Regions from separate parts of the Homo sapiens genome. Here region 2 is linked to region 1. A link is a loop called in an ENCODE intact Hi-C map of the cell type or tissue named here. Cell type or tissue: A673. All regions are shown on one strand. Each heading gives the region's core, and the rest is flanking DNA. Links, peaks and the distances in the headings are about the cores only.

Region 1 (8,354 bases), core at 83-8,082:
GACACAAATGTAGTTTAGAGCAAATTTAAGTGACGTAGTTAAAAAAAGGAGGTAATCACAGTATGATAATCAAGTCAGATTATTTCACTATTACAAAGAAAAAGTGAAGTTACAGAGAGAAGTAGTAAGACCTTAGTAACCTAAAGCCTACTAGCTGGCCTGTGGCAAAGTTTTGAAATAGAAATGGTGAATTCTGAGCACAGGGTTAGAAAGAAAGGTCACCTGAGTGATAGAATTATGCATATTTTCTACAGATGCAGGATTCTAAAAATGTGATTTACAGAGTTTATAGGAAAGGCAGTCAAGGAAGAAAGAACTAAAGATACAGATTGAGGTTTCAACTGAATCATAGTTTAAGCAGGGCTATGGGTGTTGTGAGAGAAATTTTAAGGATGAATGTGGTAATATATGTGAAACACTCTCTGTTCCCTGGAAGAAAGGTTCTATAAAAACGTAACATATTGCTGATTCTTAGAATGAATGGTGAAGGTTGAAAGATTTTCAGATGTAGGGAAAGGGCACATTCACAATCCAGTGAGAGGCAAAAGATATTGGAAATGGAAGGTCAGAAACAAGAAACGAAAAATAAAATTTGAATGCTTCTTACAAGACTACACACACATGCACATATACACTACAGTTTTAAACAATTATTTGCATTGGAAATACTCTGTAAACTAAGTTTATTGATTTCTAAGATAGCTTCACTTAGAATTGAATAATTTAAGCACATAAAGTTAAAGTGAATATAGTGGTTGGGGTGAGGAAAGAATGAATTTGGATTGTCTAAGGAAACAATATCATAAAAGAAAAGGTATAATAAAAACAGTAAAGAGATAGATTTTTGAATAAAAATTATTTTGCCAAGAAGTTCAAGAAAATGTTTTGAAGGATAGAATTTAGAACTGTTCTAAGAAGTTCTGTATATGGTAGATAAAGCAATAGCTTGCCAGAAGATATATGGCCAATTTTAGATATATAAAAAGAGTTGGAGGAAATACAAGGAAATTAGAGTGTGCCACCCAGAGTGTCTCATGTGGAGCTGCTGATTGCATGTCCGGATTTCATAACTGATGCAGAGGTAGCTATCAGTTAACTTAGCCAACAGACACTTTTGAAATAAATCAAGCATCCAAATTACAAACAGTATTGAAATATGTTATTGAAGGTCTATACCTCCTTAGTGATTTAAATCTGGATATATTATTGATGCTCTAATTAGAATGTCATATCATATTTTTTCTAAGTAGTCTTATCAATTAGAATTTTATAGTTAAATGGGGATCTAATAATTAATGTCTTATGACTTGAGGAAGAGGCTTTGGAAAACATATTTATCAAATGCTCATGGGAAACAATTCAATACTATAGTGTTACAATAAATTCAAATCGTGTGTTTTGTAATGTATCTGAAATATACTTGAAAAGATAATGGACTTTTCCATTTGTAACACCCATGGCCCTAAAAATCTTATGAAAGAGTAATTCAGTGTCTTTGAGTTCAGAATGTTACAAGATTCTTTTATTATATTAACTTATCACATATGTAAGTGCAAAAAAGTAAAGAATAATCTCAGGCTTTCCCATTATGGTTTATCTTTACTTGCAGAGAGGACATAATTTTGGCTTTGTTAACAGTCTTTTTCTTTTCCCCTTCTTTTTCTTTCATTTCCCCCTTCCATTCACTTATCAAACCTATTTGATTCTACTTTCAAAATATAATCATGTCTTTACGCACTCACCTCTATCTTCATTATATTGATTCAAGTCTAAACTGCCTCTTCCCTGGATTACTACAGTTGTCTCTGAGCTACCTCTGTGCTTTTTGGGTTTTAATCCTGCAGTGTATTCTCAGTGTGGCCAATTGGGGGGTACTTTTAAAATGCAAGTCAGATCATATCACTCCTCAACTCACACCTTCCCCTGGCTTTACATCTTGCTCAGAGTTAAAGCCGTGTCAGCTGGGCACGGGCTCACACCGGTAATCCCAGCACTTTGGGAGGCCGAGGCGGGTGGATCACTTGAGGTCAGGAGTTTGAGACCAGCCTGGCCAACATGGTGAAACCCTTTCTCTACTAAAAATGCAAAAAAAAATTAGCCGAGTGTAGTGGCGGGCACCTGTAATCCCAGCCACCAGCTACTGAGGCAGGACAATTGCTTGAACCTGTGAGGTGGAGGTTGCAGTGACCCGAGATCATGCCACTGCACTCCAGCCTGGGCAGCAGAGTGAGACTCCATCTAAAAAAAAAAAACAAAAAACAAAAAACAAAAAACAACATGTCCTGGAGTGGCCTGAGCATCCCTACAGAATATGTCCCCATCCACCTCGCTGATACGGTTTCCCATTACACAACTATTTGCTTGCTCCACTCTTGTCACATTGGTCTACTTGCTGCCTTCCTACCTGTCCAAGCACCCTTATTCCTAAGCATCTTTACACTTGCTTTTCCTTCTTTCTGAGTGTTCCTTCCCCAGTTAGCTATTCCCATGGCTTACTACTGCACCTGATTTACTTAAATGTCAAATGAAGGCTTCTCTGACCAGTACACTTAACATGGCTAACACACTGCAGCTTCTCCTTCCTAATTGTTTCTTCCCCCTTCCCTAGTTTATTTTATCCATAACATATAATAGCACTTATTACCAACTGGTATACTATACCATTTATTTTGTTTTTCTGTTTATTTTCTCTCTTACTACTTGACTACTTGAATGGAAAACTCCAGGTAAGCTTAGATTTTTGTTTGTATTGTTTACTTTTGTATCATAGCACCTAAAACAGTTTACAGCATGTAGAGATTCTTAAAAATATTTATTAAATGTATAAATGAAATATGTTACCCCCAGAAGCTGGCTAATGTAATGGCACCTTGATAATGCATTATTGTCTAGAAGTATTAAAATACTGGAGAGAGGTCACTAAATAAAAAGTCAAGGAAGCAGTACTCAGTGGGAGAGGGAAGTTAGGGAGAAAGGATGGCATAGGGGAATGAAAAGCCTGTGGATATTCATGAAAAAATGAAACTATGCCTGTATCAAAATATCTCATGTATTCTATAAATATATACATCTACTATGTTCCCACAAAAAATCAAAAAAAAAAAACTTATCTGCTTTCATAAGTTAACCAAACCCTGCCTGCCTACTTTTGCCAATAGATGTCAGTGGTTGACCATATGAGTGAAATTATTGCAGATACACTTATTTTATGCCACTCTTAAAAGGCTAGTCTTTAAGGAGTGTCTCATTTCTTAAATGATCCTTTTTATTATTTTACCTTGAGAAGTAACATATATTATGACATGATAGAGTTGACAAGACGAAATGTTAATAGATTCCCTAATATACTGAAACTATTGAAATTTAAGGGCTATAAGAAGTATTCAAATTAAAATGACTTTTTTAAATGGTTGCTTTGTTTATACAGATTTATGTATATTCCTCCAACCATGCAATTTTCAAAGTGCAAAAGAAATTGTTCGTACATACAGTGTTTTATTCACATTCATGCTTGCTATGGAGATTTTTATCCAGGTTTCAATCAATTTAGTTTAATCCAGTACAATTCCCAGGCAGTTTGAAAAGAGTTTTATTTTTTAAATTATAAATGGTAATTGAGTAGTCATCATCTTATATCTTTTAAGAATGATTGTGAACATTGATTTTAACGTAAATATTCTCGTTCCAAAGTCCTAAGTACCTCCAATGAAATACAATCGTTTTCCATTTTTTGTTCTACTACTTAATAATTTTTATCAATGTTTAATTCCTTAATTGTATCTTTCAGAATTAAAATTAATGTTAAAAATAAACAATATATGTTATATTTACATGGATTTATAGTTTCAAAAATACCTGCCAACAGGTGTTTAAAAATTTCAAGAATGATATCATGTTTCTCTTCTTTGGTCAGTGGGAAATTCAGAGGCCTCTGAGGTATTTAAAAATTCTCCTGATCATGATTATTTTTTCTAGAAAATTGCTGTTACTATGTTGGACAAAATAATGAGGCAAAATATTTTGATAAGGGTTTTATTGAACAGAACTAAAATGTGTGCCATCATTTATTGATTAATTCAACATATATTTATTGAGCTCCTACTAGAGATCATTAATTTAAGATATCTTCTTTTTTTTTTTTACTATGGCTATCTGTTGCCATGTAAAGAAGGTTTTTTTTTCTCTTTTTCTATGTATAAAGTAATTGAAAAAAATAAATTCAACTGGGTGTGGTGATCCCAGCACTTTGGGAGGCCAAGGTGGGAGGATTGCATTGACCCAGGAGTTTGAGACTAGCCTGGGCAACAAAGTGAAATACCATCTCTACAACAATTTAAAAATTACTCCAGTGTGGTGGCAAGCACCTGTAGTCCCAGCTACTCAGGAGGCTGTAGTGGAAGTTTCACTCGAGCCTGAGAGACTGAGCTTGCAATGAGCCGAGGTCATGTCACTGCACTCCAGCCTGGGCAACAGAGAAAGATTCTGTCTCAAATAAATAAATAAATAAATAAAATAAAACTAATTGGGTGAAAGGACATACAAGACACAGAGTTGGAGAAAATATTTGCAATACTTAATCTGACCGAAGTTGTGCATGCAGCATATATAGGGAATATATTAAATAGTCAGTAAACATATGAAAAAATGCTCACCAATATTGGTCATTAGAGAAATAAAAATGAAATCACTATATACCCACAATAATGTCTAAAATTTAAAAACAAGACTGTGGAGCAACAGGAACCCTCACACAGATTTGATGGAAGTGTGCATTGTTACAACCATCTTGCAAAACTGGTTGGAAGTATCTTTTAAAGCTGAACATCTGCAAACCTTATGACCCGGTAATTTCTTTCCTAGGTATCTATCCAGAACAATTGCATATACACATGTATAAAAAAAGATATGCATCAGAATTTCATCTACAGTGTTATTTGTAAAAACACTATACTAGAAACAATCCAAATGTGAATTTATGAAAGAAAGAATTAATACATTGTAGAATAGTCATACAAAGAATACAGCAATGAAAAAGAATGACCTCTTGCTACATGCAACAACATGAATGCATTACAGATTATATTGAGGCTGGGTGCGGTGGCTGATGCCTGTAAACCCAGCACCTTGGGATGCCAACGTGGGAGGATTGCTTGAGGCCAGGAGTTCGACACCAGTCTGGTCAGTATGATGAAACACTGTCTCTCCAAAAAAAAAAAAAGAAAGAAAGAAAATAAAAGCCAGGCCGTGGTGGTGCGCACCTGTAGTCCCAGGTACTCCAGAGGCTGAGGCAGGAGAATTGCTTGAACCCACGAGGTACAGGTTGCAATGAGTCATGATGGCACCTGTTGTGGGAAGTCAGGGACCCCGAAAGGAGGGACTGGCTGGAGCTGTGGCAGAGGAAGATAAACTGTGAAGATTTCATGGACATTTATCACTTCCCAAATAATACTCTTATAATTTCTTATGCCTATCTTATTTTTTTATTTTTTATTTTTAAGATGGAGTCTCGCTCTTTTGCCCAGGCCAGAGTGCAGTGGCACTATCTCGGCTCACTGCAAGCTCGGCCTCCTGGGTTCCTCAGCCTCCCAAGTAGCTGGGACTACAGGCACCCACCACTGTGCCTGGCTGATTTTTTTGTATTTTTAGTAGAGATGGGATTTCACTGTGTTAGCCAGGGTGGTCTCGATCTCCTGACCTCGTGATCTGCCCGCCTTGGCCTCCCAAAGCACTGGGATTACAGGCATGAGCCACCACCCCCGGCCATGCCTGTCTTATTTTAATCTCTTAATCCTGTTATCTTTGTAAGCTGAGGATGTAGGTCACCTCAGGACCACTGTGATAATTGTATCTAACTGTACAAATTGATTGTAAAACGTGTGTTTGAACAATATGAAATCAGTGCACCTTGAAAAAGAACAGAATAACAGCGATTTTAGGGAACAAGGAAAGACAACCATAAGGTCTGACTGCCTGTGGGGTCGGGCAGAATAGAGCCATATTTTTCTCCTTGCAGAAAGCCTATAAACAGACATGCAAGTAGGGAAGATATCAATAAATTCTTTTCCTAGCAAAGAATATTAATAATTAAGACCCTGGGAAAGGAATTGCATTCCTAGGGGGAGGTCTATAAATGGCTGCTCTGGGAGTGTCTGTCTTATGCGGTTGAGATAAGGACTGAAATACACCCTGGTCTCCTGCAGTACCCTCAGGCTTATTAGGGTGAGGAAAAAACCACTTCCTGGTAAATTTGAGGTCAGAGAGGTTCTCTGCTCTTGAACCCTGTTTTCTGTTGTTTAAGATGTTTATCAAGACAATACATGCACAGCTGAACATAGACCCTTATCAGGAGTTTTTGATTTTCCCCTTTACCTTGTGATCTTTGCTTTGCCCTTTTCCTTGTGATCTTTATTGGCCTCAGAAGCATGTGATCTTTGTTCTCCTTTTTGCCCTTTGAAGCATGTGATCTTTGTGACCTACTCCCTGGTTCATACACCCCCTCCCCTTTTGAAGTCCTTAATAAATCCTGCTGGTTTTGTGGCTTAGGTGGGCATCACTGTCCTACCGATAAGTGATGTCACCCCTGGTGGCCCAGCTGTAAAATTCCTCTCTTTGTACTCTTTCTTTTTATTTCATGGACCAGCCAACACTTAGGGAAAATAGCAAGAACCTATGTTGAAATATTGGGGGCAGGTTTCCCTGATAGGCACCACTTCACTGCAGCCTGAGCGACAGCAACACACTGTGTCAAAATACATATACAAAAAGAAACTAAACAAGTAAATATTATAATTTAATTTTATTTATATAAAGTTCAAAAGCAGTCAAAACTAGTCTATGGAGGCAGAAACAGCAATACCTTTAGGAGAGGTATTGACTGAAGGAGTTCATGAGGGAGGCTTCTAGAAAGATGGTAATTTTCTCTTCCTTGATCTGGATGGTTTTACACAGGAATGTGTACTTTATAAAATTATTGCAATTTGCCTACCTTTCTGTATATGTGCTACACTTCAGTAAATATTTAGTTGGAAATCGAACTGATTACTCTTTTCATAATTGTTAACAGAATAACACTAATACATTTTCTATCACTTCATAAACACTTGACTATTCCAAGTAAAAGATTCCTTGAGACTCTTTGCAAGGTAGGCAGAAGGCTTTCCTCATTCACTCATTTACATTTTTAACCAGTGTCTATATCATATTATGTGGGTGAAAGAACAGGACTGTGGTGATGAAGGCAGAAGTGAGATTATTCTATTCGAGATGCTGCACTAAACACAGCCATTTAAAGCACAAAACTAAGCTCTAAAATTTTTGAAAGAACATTATGAGAGAAACACAATGGAATACAGGTTTGTTTGTTTCTTTTTAGTTTATTTTGTTTTTTACCTGATATAATAAGGCATATTAGAATACAGATCAAACTTTTTAGTAGCTCTTAATTCTGAGAGAATCTTACTCTATTTTTTTCTCTTTTTCAAAAAATGTAAGGGTCATTAAAACAATATAATGCCTGTGTTTGTACCATATACATTTACATGTACCCTGTACCATATACATATACAACCAAACAAATCAAATCAAGAATCATATTTCCTATGTGTTTAAATGCTTCCTGGTGATAATTCTTTATATTCAGTTTCTTGTAGATATCTGAATCCTATCATGAAAAACAACTGAAATAGCCAAATTCCCTGAAAGTAATATTTCTCTAGTCGAAAATATATCACTCCCTCTGTCTTGTCAACAATATATTGTAAAAAAGTATTACTTAATACCACAAATACTTACTGATTGCTTATATTTTGTGTAACAAGTGCACAACATAGCATTAAATAATAATAGAAACTTCCTTATGAGGAAAACACTTTAAAGTGAGATTCTTATTGTCCTTTTTTCCTTGTTTATTTTGCTCTAATATGACATTCACTTAATGACACACACGGCTACATGGACTACATTCAGTTCATCTTCTCCCAGTTTTTATTTTTTTAATATATCATTTGTTTAAGTTATGTGGCTAAAATAATGGGAGGAAAATAAGTACACAATTTAAGCTTAGCCAAAAATCACATCTTCTCTTTTTCATTTGTTTTTCAAACTTGAATGAATGTAAATCATTTCTTTCACCTGTAGTCTGCAGACCTTCAGGAAATGAGCTTCAGGCTGTTTCTTCTCAGCTATGATCACCTGGGAGGAGCTTGAATATTTCTGATAAGGCTTTCTCATCGTTGTTGATAACACCATAGCTAAATATATGTAGAATTTATGTGTTATAGATACTGAAAAATTTAAGTGCTCCTTTCAAAATTTTCAATATTATAGTCTGGAAACATTATATTATCTAGAGGAAT
Region 2 (8,354 bases), core at 65-8,064, 1.7 Mb after region 1:
ATCCACAGAAAGGAGAACTAATGATTTGGAGAGAAATAAGGTATTTAGTGGAGAATATTTAAGTTATTAAGCTTGTAAGACTTTCACTATGCCTGTAGATGACAGGACAAGAAAGAAACCCAAAATGGAATCAGATTTCTTCCTTTATAATCACTTAACATATAATTTAGATTAAGTCATTTTAAGTAAAGAACAAATACTATTCTGAAATAAACAAAGAAGCAAGGTCAAATTTGATCATATGAATTGATAAGACAATGGATGAAGTTTTGCCATTAAGAATCCTGGTAAGACCTTTTTATGTATAGAAATGCCACAGGTAAACTAAAGGTTTGAATACAGGAAAGTGTTATACTGGTCAATTGACTCAAATCTGTGTTAAAAATTATTAAGAAGCCTATCCGTGCTTCCAACTCATATTGACAAGCCTTACTCTTGATGTAAAGAAAATTAATTCTTATATACCCGAGTAGTTATACTAGTAATTTTTAAGCAAAATTATTTGACTGAATGATAATTGGCTACAAATAAAAAGACATAGTTCAATTAAATCAATTTTGACTTAATAAAAATAAGGTACACTATATACTTGACATATGGAGTTTGTGATAAATTATGGGTCAAGACATTAATTTAATATGTTCTATTCTTTACCTCTGAGGCAAATATCACATATAGTAGCATTTAAAAAAAATGGACATACTGCATAATATATTAATATTAGATGTATTTTAAATATCAAATTAATACTTTAATATGTATAATCAAAATAGTTTGTTTAATTATTTTCATGAGTAAGGCAAAGGTAAACCATTAGATTTTATTTTAAATATCAAATTAATACTTTCATATGTATAATAAAAATAGTTTGTTTCATTATTTTCATGAGTAAGGCAAAGGTAAACCATTAGATCTTTGTATCATAAGATTATAACTTGTAATAAAATAATTAAGGTCATTGAAGATGTTTTAGAATTTCATAGTTATTTACTTTCAAATAATTATTATGTGAGTAGGTTGTGCAAATGATAATACAGTTCTAGTAGAATATTAAAATGACTATTGTCTATGGTAATTATTATGGAGTGTGATTAAGTTGAGTTTGAAGTGGTATTGTTTGCAAATATATGGTTTATGATATAACCAATAGAAAGATACATTAATTAGAATTACTAAGAGCAGTTTCATATTTATTATAAATTTCAAATAAAATATTGAGAAAAAAGTTTACTTTTCTGTTCTGATTATTTTATAGTTAGTAAAAGGGATCTGCAAAACTAGTGGATTTCTTTCAAACATGAAATGTCTAACAAAGACATTTTAAAATATTTGTATTAAACCATAAAAATAAAATACTTTTAGATCTTCTGACATATGCCTTGCCATGCATCTGTGTATAAGAACATTTTCTCCTCTTGTTAAACACATGTAAAACAAATATTTAAAAGTAAAATAAATGAAAATCATTTGTATAATTTCTAATTTATGACTGTGTATGCAAAGGAAATTATTCTAATTCCTGTCTCAGAAAATTACAAATGATGGACTAGAAAATAAAGCAGACCATTTACACTGGCAGAGAAACAGAATGTGTCTTCTAACTATATATCAGCAAGTATTTTTATTTCAGATACTGAAAGAATATGATAGAGACGGAGGGGAGGGAGAAAGGTGGCCAAATAGAGGCATCCACCAATTGTCTTCCCCATAGGAACATCAAATTTGACAGCTATCTACACAAAATAGCACCTTCATAAGAACCAAAAATCAGGTGAGCAATCAGAATACCTGGTTTTAACTTCACACTGCTGGACATGGCACTGAAGAGGGTAGGAAAAACAGTCTTGAAGCACTTACATCACAACTTCCTCATCCTCTAGCAGTGGCCCAGTAGCATGCAGACAGAATCTGTGCACTTAGGCGACAAAGAGTTCAGCAATTGCGGGAACTCAGTGCTATTATCATGGGGCAAAATTTGGAGGGAGCCCACAGAGGGAGCATTTATGCCAGCTCTAACCAGAGAGGATCAACCTATCCAAGAAACTGGAACGTAAGTTTTGGCAAACCTCGTTGCCATGAGCTACAGTGCTCTGGGATTCTAAATAAGCTTGAAAGGCTGTCTAGGCCACAAGGACTGCAATTCCTAGACAAGTCATAGTGTCATACTGGGCGTGGAGCCGGTGAACTTGTGGGGCATGTGACCCAGTGAGATGTGAGCAGTGACAGTTTAAAAAGGGCTTGCACCACTACTCCCCCAACCCTGGCAAATCAGAACACAGCTCTGAAATACAGCCCTTCCTTCTGCTTGAGGAGAGGAGAAGGTAGAGTAAAGAGGACTTTGTTTTGCAACTTGGATATTACTTCAGCCACAGTAGTATAGGGCACTGGGAAGAGTTGTTAGGACCCCATTTCATGTTCTAGCTCCCAAATGATGTTTCTAGATACATTCTGAGCCAGAAGGGACATAACTGCCTTGAAAGGAAGGACTCAGTCTTGGTGGGATTTATCACCTGACTGAAGAGTTCTTGGGTCTTGAATAATCAGCAGTTGTAATTAGTTAGTACAAACCATGGGTCTTGGGTGAGACTCGGAGGTGTGTAGGCTTCAAGTGTGACCCAGCATATTCACAGCTGTGGTGGCTGTTAGGAAAGACCCCTCCTTCTTGAGAAAATAAGAGGGAAGAATAAAGGGAACTTTGTCTTACAGTTTAGGTGCCAGCTTGGCCACAGTGAGAAATAATACTAAGTGGGCTCTTGGGGCCTCCAATTCCAGGCCTTGGCTCTTGGACAGCATTTCTGAACCTACTCTGGGCCAGAGACTAGCCTACTGCCCCAAAGAGTGAATGTGTCACTGGGTCACATGCCCCACAAGTTTACTGGCTCCAAGCCCAATACGGCACTAGAACTTGCCTAGGAGTTGCAGTCCTTGTGGCCTAGAGAGCCTTTCAAGTTTATTTAGAACCCCAGAGCACTGTAGCTCATGGAAATGAGGTTTGCTAAAACTTAAGTTCCAACCACTGGGATAGGTGAGTCCTCGCTGGTTAGGGCTGGCATAAATGCTTCCTCTGTGAACACAGGTTGAGTTCTGCCCAGTGATAGCAGGCCTAGCAACATTCACCACAACCTGACTGAAGAGACCTTGGGCCCTAAGCAAACATCAGCAGTACCTTGGCAGTAGTCCACATGGGCCTGAAGTGGTGATAGACACAAGCGGAGACTTCACTGCCTGAGGAAATGGGAGAGAAGAGTTGGAAGAACTTTGTCTTGTGATTTTGATGTCAGCTTAGCTGCAGTGAAATAACACATCATGTGTTTTTTTTGGGTATCTGACTTCAGGTACTGGCTCTCAGAGAGCATCTCTGGATTTGCCCAGGACCCCAAGTCCATGGCACTTTCTGCCATGAGGGAAGGACATAAAGACTTCTGAATAGCTTTTGCTACCAGCTGATCATACAGCCCTAGGGTCTTCAGCAAACACAGCTAGTAGCCAAACGGTGGTTACAACGGGCTTTGGGCGAGACTCAGTGCTTTACTGACCTCAGGTCTGACCCAGCACAGTCCTAGTGGTGGTGGTCACAGGGGTAATTTTGTCACCCCACACCCAGCTCCAGGCAGGTTGGCACACACAGAGAGAGTTTCCATTTAGGGGGAGAAAGTAAGGAAATAGAACAAGAGCCTCTGCCTGGTTATCCAGAGAATTCTGCCAGATTGTATCCAAGACCACCAAGGTAGTACCTCTACAAGTCTGCAAGAACTACATTAATGGGCTTGAGGTGCCCTCTACTGTAGATACAGCTGCAGTGACCAAAAACTTAGATCACAACACCCAAGTCCCTTCAAATACCTGCAAAGCCTTCCTAAGAAGGAAGGGTACAAACAAGCCAAGACTGTGAAGACTACAGTAAATGCCTAACTCTTCAATACCCAGCCACCAGCAAAAATCCACAACCATGAACACCATCCAGAAAAAGATAATCTTACCAAATGAATTAAATAAGGCACAACGGACCAATCCCGGAAAGCAGAGATATGTTACCTTTCAGATAGATAATTCAAATAGCTGTTTTGAGGAAATGCAAAGAAATTCAAGAAAACACAGAGGAGGAATTGAGAATTTTATCTGATAAATTTAACAAAGGGATTTAAATAATTAGAAAGAGTCAAGTGGAAATTCTGGAGTCGAGAAATGTGATGAACATACAGGGTCTCTTAATAGGAGAATTGATCAAGCAGGAGGAAGAATTAGTCAATTTAAAGACAATCTCTATGAACATACACAATCAAAGGAGACAAAAAAAAAAAAAAAAGAACAAGAAACAATGAAGTACACCTACAGGATTTAAAAACGTAGCCTTAAAAGGGCAAATGTAGTAGTTATTGACCTTAAAGTGGAGGTAGAGAAAGAAACGGTGGTAGAAAGATTAGTCAAAGGAATAATAACATAAAACTTCCCAAAACTAGAGAAAAATATCAATATTGAAGTAAGAGAAGATTATAGAACACCAAGCAGATTTAACCCAAAGAAGACTATGTCAAGGCATTTAATAATCAAACTCCCAAAAATCAAAGATAAAGAAAGGATCCTAAAAGCAACAAAAGGAAACAAAACAAAACAAAACAAATAATATAGAATGGAGCTCCAGTACTTCTGGCAGGAAACTTTTCAGTGGAAACTTTACAGACCAGAAGAGAGTGACATGACACATTTAAAGTGCTGAAGGAAAAAATAATCCATTTACCTTACAATAGAATATCTGGCAAAAAAAATTCTTCAAACATGAAGGAGAAATGAAGACTTTCACAGACAAACAAAAGCTGAGGGATTTCATAAACACCAGGCCTGTCCTACAAAACAATGCTAAAGGGAGTTCTTCAGTCTGAAAGACAAGATGGAGCAATAAGAAATTATTTAAAGGTATAAAAGTCATGGGTAATAGTAAGTGCAGATAAAAATACAGAAAATTATAATACAGTAATTGTGGTGTTTAAATCACTCATATCTTGAGTAGGAAGATGAAAGATAAACCAATCAAAAACATTAACTATTAATACAACAACTTTTTAAGACAGCACAGTAAGACATAAAAAGAAACAACAAAATGCTAAAATGCGGGGAGATGAGTTTAAAATATGGAGTTTTTATTTGCTTTCATTTTGCTTGTTTGTTTATTTATGCAATCAGTGTTGACTTGTCATCAGTTTGAATAATGGGTTATAAAATAGTATTTGCAAGCCTCATGGTGACCTCAAATAAAGAAAAAAACATACAACGGATACAAAAAATAATATAAATAAATTAAAACATAACACCTGAAAAAAAATTACCTTTACTAAAAGAAAGACAGGAAGGAAGAAAATAAGGGAGAGAAAGAAGACCAGAAAACAACCAGAAAGCAAAGAAGAAAATAAAAGGAGTAAGTCCTTACTTATCCAAAGTAACATTGAATTTAAATGGATTGAATCCTCCAATCAAAAGACATAGAGTGGGTGGCAAAATGAACCACAACAACGAAAAAAGAACCATTTATCTGTTGCCTCAAGAAACACACTTCACCTGTAAGGACACACAGACTGAAAATAATGGGATGGAAAAAAAGATATTCTATGCAATTAGAAACCAAAAAGGAGCAGGAATAGCTATGCTTATAATGAACAATATAGATTTCAAGATAAAAACTATCAAGGCTATTATATAATGATAAAGGGATCAATACAACAAGATGATATAACAATTGTAAATGTATGTGCAACCAACACTTGGAACACCTAGGCATACAAAGCAAATATCATTAGAGCTAAAGAGAGAGAAAGACCCAAATACAATAATATCTGGAGACTTCAACATCCCGCTTTCAGTATCGGACAGATCATCTGGACAGAAAATCATCAGACTTAACGTGCACTGTAGGCCAAATGGACTTAGTAGATATTTACAGAATATTTCATCAAATGGCTACAGAATAAACATTCTTCTCCTCATCACATGGCTAATTTTCAATGATAGGTGATATGTTCAACCATAAAGCAAGTCTTAAAATATTCAAAAATATTGAAATAACATCAAGTATTTTCTTTGACCACAATGGAATAAAACTAGAAATTAACAACAAGAAAAATTTTGGAAACTATAAAACACAAGAAAATTAAATGATATAAACCTAAATGACCAGTGGGTCAATGAACAGATTAAGAATAACATTTTTTTAAATGTTGAAAAAATATTATAATGAAAACACCATGTACCAAAATACATGGGATACCACAAAAGCAGTAGAAAGAGGGAAGTTTATAAGTGCCCACATCAAAAAAAAAAAAAAAAAAAGAAAAAAGAAAAAACCTAATAGCCAACCTAACGTTCATCTGAAAGAACCAGAAAAGCAAGAGCAAACGAAATGCCAAGCTAGTTGAAGAAAAGAAATAATAAAGAACAAAGTGGACATAAATAACATTGAAACAAAGAAAAATACAAAAGGTCGACTAATTGAAAACTCTTTTTTTAAGAAGAAAATAAATGAGAGAGAGAGAGAGAGAGAAGACCCAAATAAATAACATAAGAGATGAAAACAGAGACATTAGTGCTGTTAGTGCAAAATTTCAAGTGATCATTAGAGGCTACACTATATGCCAATAAATTGGCATACCGTTGCTCATATTAGTCTCTAAAGAGGAAATGGATAAATTCCTCGACACATACAAGTGAACTGTGAAGAAATTCAAACCTGAACAAACCAATGACAAGTAATGAGATCAAATCCATAATAAAATGACTCTAGCAAATAAAAGTCAAGGACCCAGTGGTTTCACTGCTGAATTTTATCAAATATTTAAATAACATATGCCAATCCTACACAAACTATTCCAAAAAACAGAGGCAGAAGGAATACTTTCAAACCCATTCTATGAGGCCAGTATTACCCTGATATCAAAACTAGACAAAGACACATAAAACAAAAAACTACAGGCCAATATCTCTGTTGAACATTTATGCAAAAATCCTTAACAAAATACTAGCAAAGAAAATTCAAAAATATATTAAAAGATTCTTCATCATGACCAAGTTGGAATTATCCCAAGGATGCAAGGATGGTTCAACATAGGCGTATCAATCAGTGTGATATACTATATCAACAGAATAAAGGACAGAAAACAATATGATCATTTTAATTGATGTTGAAAAATTATTTGATAAAATTCAACACCCTGTCATGATAAAAACTCTAGAACTTAAAGTATAATAAGAATATATATTTAAAAAAACTGTAAAAAAACCTGGGTAAAGAATGAACATACATCAGCATAATAAAAGCCATACCTGACAGACCCAAAGCTAGTATCATACTGAATGAGGAAAAACTGAAAGGCTTTCTTCTAAGATTTGAAACATGACAACGATGTCCACTTTTATCACTGTTATTCAACATAGCATTGAAAGTTCTAGACAGAGCAATCACATAAAAGAAAGAGATAAAGGGCATCCCAATTGAAAAGGAAAAATCAAAGTATCCTTGTTTTCAGATTACATGATTTTATACTTGGAAAAACCTAAATAATCCACGAAAAAACTATTAGAACTGATAAGCAAATTCAGTAAGGTTGAAGGATACAAAATTAACATATAAAGTCAGTAGCATTTCTACATGCCAACAGAAAATAATCTGAGAAGGAAATCAAGAAAGTAATAGCATTTATAATATCTGAAAATACAATTAAATACCTAGAGATTAACTTAATCAAACAACTTAAAGATTCCTACAGTGAAAACTGAAACATTGGTGAGAGAAGTTAAAGTGAACACACACACAAAAAAATGGAGAGGTATTCTATGTTCATGGATTGAAAGAATCAATATTGTTAAAAATGTCCATACCACCCAAGCAATCTACAGATTCACTTTAATCCCTATCAGAATACCAATGACATTCTTCAATAAAGTAGAAATAACATTGTAAAATTTATGTGGAAGCATAAAAGACCCAGAATAACCAAAGTTATACTGGGCAAAAGCAACAGAACTGGAGAAATCACATTATCTTACTTCAAATTACACTACGGAGCTATAGTAACCAATACAGCATGGTACTGGCATAAAAACAGACACATAGAGCAATGCAACAGGAAACAATACCCAGAAACAAATCCATACATCTACAGTGAACTCATTTTAGACAATGGTGTCAGGAATATACAATGGGAAAACGACGATGTCTTCAATAAATGCCCCTGGAAAAAAATTGATATATATATGCAGAAGAATGAAACTAAATTCCTGTTTCTCACCATATCCAAAAGTCTAATTAAAATAGTTTAAAGACTTAATCTAAGATCTCAAACTATGAATGTGAAATAAAACATTGA

Evidence for each region. Peaks named below come from ENCODE experiments on the same cell type or tissue, not always from the same donor. Only the 100,000 strongest peaks of a DNase experiment are listed, where the experiment ranks them.
Region 2: it touches region 1 in a loop (4-fold over the local background); 4 of 110 quality-filtered maps call a loop at or near these places.

The regions. Positions count from the first base shown.
Region 1 is chr1:192,306,292-192,314,645 of GRCh38, reverse strand. No RefSeq gene overlaps it. Among named protein-coding and RNA genes, the nearest start is that of RGS21, 6.5 kb to the left of the region's middle. In A673, for the core only: CTCF peaks have their summits at 1,028 and 3,152 (motif pointing right); DNase peaks (open chromatin) are centred at 1,035 and 3,165; H3K27ac peaks cover 3,789 bases.
Region 2 is chr1:190,629,115-190,637,468 of GRCh38, reverse strand. All of the region lies in intron 1 of LINC01720 (long intergenic non-protein coding RNA 1720), which reads right to left. Among named protein-coding and RNA genes, the nearest start is that of LINC01720, 8.4 kb to the right of the region's middle. In A673, for the core only: a CTCF peak has its summit at 3,804 (motif pointing left); a DNase peak (open chromatin) is centred at 3,768.